Regions from separate parts of the Homo sapiens genome. Here region 1 is linked to region 2. A link is an interaction called in ENCODE POLR2A ChIA-PET data of the cell type or tissue named here. Cell type or tissue: endothelial cell of umbilical vein. All regions are shown on one strand. Links, peaks and the distances in the headings refer to the core of each region. The heading gives the core; the rest is flanking DNA. Region 1 overlaps LOC124902789 (a long non-coding RNA gene). Region 2 holds the start of LOC124902788 (a long non-coding RNA gene).

What was found. ChIA-PET counts read pairs that join two places held together with the same protein. Peaks named below come from ENCODE experiments on the same cell type or tissue, not always from the same donor. Only the 100,000 strongest peaks of a DNase experiment are listed, where the experiment ranks them.
Region 1: POLR2A ChIA-PET joins it to region 2 with 8 read pairs; 2 of 35 experiments call an interaction of 5 or more read pairs at or near these places.

The regions. Positions count from the first base shown.
Region 1 is chr11:128,435,216-128,439,620 of GRCh38, forward strand. All of the region lies in intron 1 of LOC124902789 (a long non-coding RNA gene), which reads left to right. Among named protein-coding and RNA genes, the nearest start is that of MIR6090, 85 kb to the right of the region's middle. In endothelial cell of umbilical vein, for the core only: no CTCF peak of the experiment used is centred there; a DNase peak (open chromatin) is centred at 2,186; H3K27ac peaks cover 233 bases.
Region 2 is chr11:128,373,688-128,378,092 of GRCh38, forward strand. It overlaps LOC124902788 (a long non-coding RNA gene), which reads right to left and starts at 327. Exons shown (of 2, transcript XR_007062947.1): 1 at 116-327. In endothelial cell of umbilical vein, for the core only: no CTCF peak of the experiment used is centred there; a DNase peak (open chromatin) is centred at 2,564.

The DNA.
Region 1 (4,405 bases), core at 124-4,123, 61 kb after region 2:
AATTATCTTGTTATTTTTTAAAAATATTGTTATCATTTTTATTATTTTTTCATCAAATAATTATATAAAAATTTCCAGCATAAAATTAAGCTTTATTTACTCAGGAAATCTATATTTGAACTGAAAGCTCATCAAAAAGATACTGAATATTTCCCAAATTCTGGTAACTGATAACATTTGAATTTCTTTCTCTGATGTTTCAATGATTCAGCTAATGGCCTCCTATGGAGTTTTCCTCTCAGACCCTCTGTTTTGGAAACAACACATCCCACCTATAGGGACCAACAGCCATTCATATTTCTGCTATGTGACCCTCACCCTTGGCCATACCTAACTGATCTAGAAATAGGTACATGACCCACTCAGAGAATTTGGAATTGGGGCTAAAAGAGTCAGTTATCGAATATGACTCAAATGTAAAATCTAAACTTGGGATCTGAGGATCTAACATTTGTTGCTTGCCTGTAGACTGAATTACAGAGAGAGGTGGCAGGCAAAAAAGAAACAAAGACACCCGGCCGGGCACGGTGGCTCACGCCTGTAATCCCAGCACTTTGGGAGACCGAGGCGGGCAGATCACGAGGTCAGGAGATGGAGACCATCCTGGCTAACACGGTGAAACCCCATCTCTACTAAAAATACAAAAACTTAGCCGGGCGTGGTGGCGGGCACCTGTAGTCCCAGCTACTCGGGAGGCTGAGGCAGGAGAATGCTGTGAACCCGGGAGGCAGAGCTTGCAGTGAGCCAAGATCGCACCACTGCACTCCAGCCTGGGCGACAGAGCAAGACTCCATTTCAAAAAAATAAAAATAAAGAAAAAAAAAGAAACAAAGACACCTATGTATATGACCAAAAAATCTTGGTAAGAGATTGGATATAGCCAAGGAGGGAAAAGGAGAAGTCGAAGTCGATGTCTCAGTTTCTGACCATAAATATTAAAAGAATGTGTTATTAATGACATAAGAGAAGAGCAGTTAGATTTTGAAGATCATTATTACAAAAGTGCTAAATGAAATTATGAGAGCTGGTAAACCTCTTGGGAGAGTGGCTGGGGCTGAGGGATGAGCCTAGCTCCTTTGAGGCTGCCCAAAAGTAGGGGCAAAAGGGAAGGAGATGTTAAGAAAGGAGTTTAGGCAGGAGTTTAAGATGTAGAAGAGATGTTTTGCCTTAGGAAAAAGACATAACATTAGATTCTCCCTCTCTAATATATTATTTACCTTCATTGATGATTACAGTTGAAAGACTTGAATGTAATAGAGCAGACTGGAGAGATGTTATAGAACAGACTGGAGAGATGTTATAGAACAGACTGGAGAGATGTTATTTTTATTTAGAAACAGCTGCTCACATATACCATTAGTAGAAATATAAAGATAAATCATTTTGGAGAGAAATCTGGGAATATACATTAAAAGTGTGGCTCATGCCTGTAATCCCAGTACTTTGGGAGGCCGAGGTGAGTGGATCATAAAGTCAGGAGTTCAAGACCAGCTTGGCCAAGATGGTGAAACCCCGTCTCTACTAAAAATACAAAAAAAAAAATTAACTGGATGTGGTGGTGGGCGCCTGTAATCCCAGCTACTCCAGAGGCTGAAGCAGGAGAATCACTTGAACCCAGGAGGTGGAGGTTGCAGTGAGCCGAGATCATGCCACTGCACTCCAGCCTGGGCAACAGAGGGAGAGTCTGTCTCAAAAAAAAAAAAAAGAAGAAAGAAAGAAGAAAGAAAGAAAGAAAGAAAGAAAGAAAGAAAGAAAGAAAGAAAGAAAGAAAGAAAGAAAGAGAAAGAAAGAAGAAAGAAAGAAAGAAAGAAAGAAAGAAAGAAAGAAAGAAAGAAAGAAAAGAAAAAAGAAAAGAAAAGAAAAGAAAAAAAAAGTATTATGTGCATGGACTTTGACCCAGTAGAGTGGAAACAGAGTTGCTTGCCAGGCACTCTGTTCTGGACCCTGTCTGCCCACCCTCAAGAGAAGCCCCCAGTGATGGGTGTCTTTCCCCACAGCCACAGCTACATAGGCAGGAGTAAGCACTGAGCCCCGTCCTCTGGATTTTTAAATTGTAACAGAGAAAGAGAGAGATTTGGCCTCTTGTTATGTAGCTGGACCGATGATGCATAAATTCTGGAATTGCTGCAAGGTCATGCTTCCTATCATGTGGAACAAGAAAAACAGTGGAAACTTGCCTACCAAGAGAGAGAAGAATGCCACAGATGCACAGACAGGAGAAACAAGAGATGGAGAGGAAGTTCTGACAGTTTTTCAGTTCCTGGCTCTGGAACCTGCACAGTTCCAGCTGCCTTCCTGACAATCACAGAGGCCCATCACTCACCTCTGAATCTAGAAATTTTTTTTTTTTCCCAAGGAGAGCTCAAGATGCTTCCTATTACTTGCAACTAAATGAGTCTCAACAGTAATTCCATTCCTAAGAGTTTTAGCCTTAAGAAACAGTTTCAGACACACAGTTGCATATGTAAAGATAAATACCATAGTATTGCATGTAATTTTGATAAAATGATCGATTTGGATATTAATGTGACTCTTGTCAAACAAACCATCTTAATAGTAGAAACATATTAATATCATTAATTAATGCTTAAGCCTTACTTCATATTCATTTTGTCTCAGGGGTTGGATTTTGTGCTTCACATACATCTATTTTAATCCTCACAGCAGCCCTAGAAGATGGGTACTATTACCTTAAGATAAACATGTAAAGTGTTTAGCATATTGTTTTGCATATAGCAGGACTTGCAAAATAGCTAACTACTATTATTCCAATTTCTACAGATGAGAAAATTAGAACTTTTTTAGCTTTATAGCCAGAAATTCCAAAGGTGCTCAGATAAATGTAGTGGGAAAATGTAATGATGTGTGGGAAAGTGAGACAGGCAGAGCACCTAAAAGGTACCCCCTCCTACCTATTGATCTTGACAGCAAGTATCAGATGGCTGTACTTAGATTGAGTGTTAGAGGCTAATACAGTAATTCAAGATGTGTAAAAGTCAACAAAAAGAATTAGTTATCAAACAAGTTACATTCAAGGTATGGAATGAACTATACACAAACGGTCAACAGACATGCAAACACACATGCACTTTTCTACCAATAACAGCAGATATAGCCACACGTTGGGCAGTTAATACCAAGTTTTGCTTGTTGGCTAAGGGAACTTTCAGTATCCTAATTCTGATTCCATTTTTTTTTTCACTGCCACTAAGCTTCTTCTGTGTCTCATAATGATCATCACTAATGCTTGTCAAGATGGTCATTTCTTTGAATAAGGCCGTACTAACTGCAAAAACTTTTTGGCAAGTGCTCAAAACGAAGACTGATTTTTCTATTCTTATAAGCCACTACAGAAATATGAGCAAGTTCTAGAAAGGTAACTCTTCTCTGAGAACTCTTGAGTATGCCCACTGTGATTGCTTGTTTCTTTTATTAATGCTGCAACTCAGAGCTGGAGGTTTTTAGTTTTGGGTGAATATGTTATACTGAGTTAGACCGTAGGATCTTCCTTATTTCACCAAATATCATCACTTAATGGTTATTTCCCATGACTTGTTATGAAAAAAATCTACACTGCCACCAGAAGCTGGATTTTTAAAACATCAAACTGGCTACATCCCTGGAATTTTGTGTTTACTATTTTATGTACACTTATGTGTAAGATACAAAAGTATCTTCAAATTCATGAAATAACATGCAAATAGTAGGTATTAACATATCACATGCTACATACTCCATTATTGTATTCTTGGCACAACAAAAATATTTGTCCATCTTTGCACTAAATCTGTTCGTGTTCTTACATTTGTAAGTATAAGAGACTAATTTTTAATCAGTGCTTTTAATCTATTTGGTAGTATTTTGAGTAAAAGTCAGAGGATGAAGGGAGTTCAAAAGGCCACTGGGAGTGCACTTCATTTTTCATCATACAAATGATATCCAAAAATTATCAATGGCCCTAGACATTGCAATAAAGGCCAAAAAATGAAAAAGAAGATGTAATAATTGAAAAGGAAGAAGCAAACATGTTCCTGTTTGTGGATGATATGACTTTTTATGTCAGTAAAAGCGGAGGAATTTTAAAACTAATGAATAAATTTAGCATGATTGTAGGATATAGGGTTAACATACAAAAATCAATGTTATTCTTATACAATAACAGCAAACAATAGAAAGTATATATTTTTAAATTACATTTACAGTGTTGCCAGAAGATATGTCTAATAATAAATCTAACAAAAGATTCCCAGGAGCTCTACACTGAAAAGACTAAAATGTTCCTGAGAGAAATTAAAGACTAAAATACATAGTAAGGTGTACCACACTTATAGATAGGAAGACCAAATGTTGTTAAAATTGAAATTCTTTGCAAAGTGATCTATAGGTTAAATGTAATATCAATCAA
Region 2 (4,405 bases), core at 301-4,300:
ACACAAAAAAACCTGTTTAGCTCATTGTGACCACAAAACTCATCATTTCTGAAAATACCCCATAATGTCTCAAGGTTGATTAACATTTCCATGAAACAAACACTGAGAAAGTTACCTGCTGCCCATTGAACACTGCTAGCAGCTCTGGGTCTCTGGCATTCCCGAATTGGATGACAGACAGAGAACAGCAACCAAGAAACCAGCTCAAGTAGGAAAGATGACAGGCACTCGAATGGGGAAGATTAGTCGGGAAAATAGATGACTTGGAACTTCCTGATTCAATCACTGATTACTGCCTTCAAATGTTTCAATTAATATCTTAAGAGGTTCCTCCTGTAACCAGAGGAATAAAACAAGGTCCTTCAGATAACATTTTCCGACTGGCATATTTTAGCTGAACACAGTTTTTTAAATTGTGTTAAAATACACACAACATAAAATTGCCTATCTTAGCCACGTTTAAATGTACAGTTCAGTCACATTATGTATATTCACATTGTGCAACCATCACCACCATCCATATCCAGAACTTTTTCATCCTCCGAAACTGAAACTCTGAGACCATTAACAATAACTCTCCATTCCCCACTTCCCTTAACCCTGGAAGCTACCAGTCTACTTTCTGTTTCTATGAATTTGATTATTCCAGGTACCTCACATAATTGAAACTGGACAAAAATATTTTACTTTTTGTTACAGGTTTATTTCACTTAATATAATGTCCTCAAGGTTCATCCACATTGTAGCATGTATCAGAATTTTTTTCCTTCTTGAGGCTGAATAATATTCCATTATATGTGTCTACTGCATTTTATTTTGCCATTCATTCCTCAATGGGAACTTGAGTTGCTTACACCTTTTTGCTAGTGTGAATAATGCTGCTATCGACATGGGTGTGCAAATATCTATTTGAGCTTCTGTTTTCCATTTTTTTTTTAGTATATACCCAGGAATAGAATTTCTGGATCCTATGGTAATTTTTTCATGAACCAGCATACTATTTCCCACTATAGTGACACCATTTTACATTTTCATCAACAGAGCAAAAGGGTTCAAATTTCTCTAAATCCTATATTAGTCCGTTTTCACACTGCTGATGAAGACATATCTGAGACCGGGCAATTTACAAAAGAAAGCCTTATTGGACACAGTTCCACGTGGCTGGGGAGGTCTCACAGTCATGGTAGAAGGTGACAGGCACGTCTCACACGGCAGCAGACAAGAGAAGAGAGCTTGTACAGGGAAACTCCCCCTTACATAATCATCAGGTCTTATGAGACTTATTCACTATCATGAGAACAGCAGAGGAAAGACCTGACCCCGTGATTCAATTACCTCCCACTGGGTCCCCCCCACAACATGTGGGAATTCAAGATGAGATTTGGGTGGGGACATGGCCAAACCATATCATTCCTTACTGACACTTGCTATTTCATCGATTTTTTATTTTTATTTTTTAAATGGTACCTATCCTAATTAGAGTGAAATGGTATTTCATTGTGGTTTTACTTTGGATTTATCTAATGATTAGTGATGTTAAGTATCTTTTCATGTGTTTGTTAGCCATTTGTATCTCTTGTCTGGAGAAATGTCTACTTAAGTCTTTTGCCCAATTTGTATTGATGTTGTTTGGTTTTTTGCTGTTGAGTTGTGTGCTGAAGGCAGTTTTTAAAAATCATTAGCTCTTCCTAAAGGTGGGATTCACTGCCTTTTAGGGAATTATTATGATTTCAGGCATTCAAACAGAAGCTGAAAGTATAGCTCTTTATTAATTTAATTGATTGTGTGTGTGTGTGTGTGTGTGTGTGTGACAGATTTTCTCTCTGTCCCCCAGGTTGGAATGCAGTGGCGTGATCTCGGCTCACTGCAACCTCTGCCTCCCAGGTTCAAGTGATTCTCCTGCCTAAGCCTCCCAGATAGCTGGGATTACAGGCACATGCCACCACACCTGGCTAATTTTTGTATTATTAGTAGAGATGGGGTTTAGCCATGTTGGCCAGGCTAGTCTCGAACTCCTGACCTCAAACAATCCAATCGCCTCAGCCTTTCAAAGTGCTGGGATTACAGGCATGAGCCACCATGCACCACCTAGTTGATTTTTGTATTAAAAATGCTTATTGTCCAGTTACATGCATTAATTGACACTTCCATCTGAAATGCCACTAAATTGGAGTTTCAATCACTCACTTAACAAATATTTATTAAACACCTACCATGTGCCAGGCCTATTCTGAGTACTGGGGATAAAGCAGTGAAGAAAGCAGTCTTTGAAACTGAGGAGCTTATATTGTGATATGTGAAGAGATGGGAAAAGTTTGCTTTATTAGAATCACAGGTAGTCATAGGAAGAGAATTTCAGGTAATGGTAACAGTTGCCAAAAAAAAAAAAAAAAAAAGCCTCAAGGCAATAAAATGCTTAGTATCTTCAGAAAGCAACACAGGCTAGTATGGCTGAGAGCCATGAATATAACAGACCACGGTGGGAGATATAATCTGAGTAGGCAGAGCATGTCATGCCAAGGAAGGAAGTTTGCATTTTTGTTCTAAAGATAAAGGAAACAGTGGAGAACTTTGAGCAGTGGAAGTACATGATCAGATTTAGATTTTGGAAGGCTCACTACTCTGTCTGCTGTGTAGAGAATATTCATAGCAGGACAAAAATGTCACTGCCATAGCAGCTACCACATGGCTCTACAATTGTTTTTTGTTTGTTTGTTTCTGCTTTCTCCATTAGACTCTAAGTTCTTTGAAGGATAAATCCACATAATATTCTCAAAGTCTAATACACAGTAATTAAATAAATTATAATACATTGAAGGATAACTAATCCTTACAATTTTTTGGGATAAGTGAATTATGTTTTAATATCTTCTATTTTAAAGATAGGAAAGCTGAGTTACAAGTGATGATATGTCCCAAACTGATAAGCTTTAAAGTCAAGACTGAAAACTGAGTCCCAGCACAGGAGCCAGATATTTCTTAATTGTGTCGGAAGCCAGGCTTTCCTTTAGTTATTTCTTCAAGTACTCACTGAGCCCTTACTAAGGTCTAGTAAGCTCTTACTCGCCAGGCAGTCTGCTAGACCTTAAGGATTCAGCAGTAAATAAAACCAACAAAAAATCCTACTTTAATGAAATTTGCATTTTAGATAACCTCAGGATTTCTACACTTCTAAGATATTACAATGTGATACTCTAATTCAGGGAAGGTATATCTCTAATTGCATAAAGGGGTAAAATAAAATATCTCCTAGAAATGGAAGAAGAAGAATTAAGGAAAACTGTTTTGTTTTCTTTTTTTCTTTTTTGTGGTTTATTTTATTTTATTTTTTATTTATTTTTATTATTATTTTTTATTACACTTCAAGTTCTAGGGTACATGTGCACAACGTGCAGGTTTGTTACATATGTATACATGTGCCATGTTGGTGTGCTGCACCCATTAACTCGTCATTTACATTAGGTATATCTCCTAATGCTATCCCTCCCCCTGTCCCCCACCCCACGACAGGCCCCAGTGTGTGATGTTCCCCACCCTGTGTCCAAGTGTTCTCATTGTTCAATTCCCACCTATGAGTGAGAACATGTGGTGTTCTTTTTGTCCTTGGGATACTTTGCTTTTTTGTTTGTTTTTTTTTTTGTCCTTCTGATAGTTTGCTGAGAATGATGGTTTCCAGCTTCATCCCTATCCCTACAAAGGACATGAACTCATCCTTTTTTATGGCTGCATAGTATTCCATGGTGTATATGTGCCACATTTTCTTAATCCTGTCTATCATTGATGGACATTTGGATTGGTTCCAAGTCTTTGCCATTGTGAATAGTGCTGCAATAAACATACGTGTGCATGTGTCTTTATAGCAGCATGATTTATAATCCTTTGGGTATATACCCAGTAATGGGATGGCTGGGTCAAATGGTATTTCTAGTTCTAGATCCTTGAGGAATCACCACACTGTCTTCCACAATGGTTGAACCAGTTTACAGTCCCACCAACAGTGTAAAACTGTTCCTATTTCTCCACATCCTCTCCAGCACCTGTTGTTTCCTGTATTTTTAATGATCGCCATTCTAAGTGGTGTGAGATGGTATCTCATTGTGGTTTTGATTTGCATATCTCTGATGGCCAGTGATGATGAGCATTTTTTATGTGTCTGTTGGCTGCATAAATGACTTCTTTTGAGAAGTGTCTGTTCATATCCTTCATCCACTTTTTGATGGGGTTGTTTGTCCCCATCAAGCTACCAATGACTTTCTTCACAGAATTGGAAAAAGCTACTTTAAAGTTCATATGGAACCAAAAAAGAGCCCGCATTGCCAAGTCAATCCTAAGCAAAAAGAACAAAGCTGGAGGCATCATGCTACCTGACTTCAAACTATACTACAAGGCTACAGTAACCAAAACA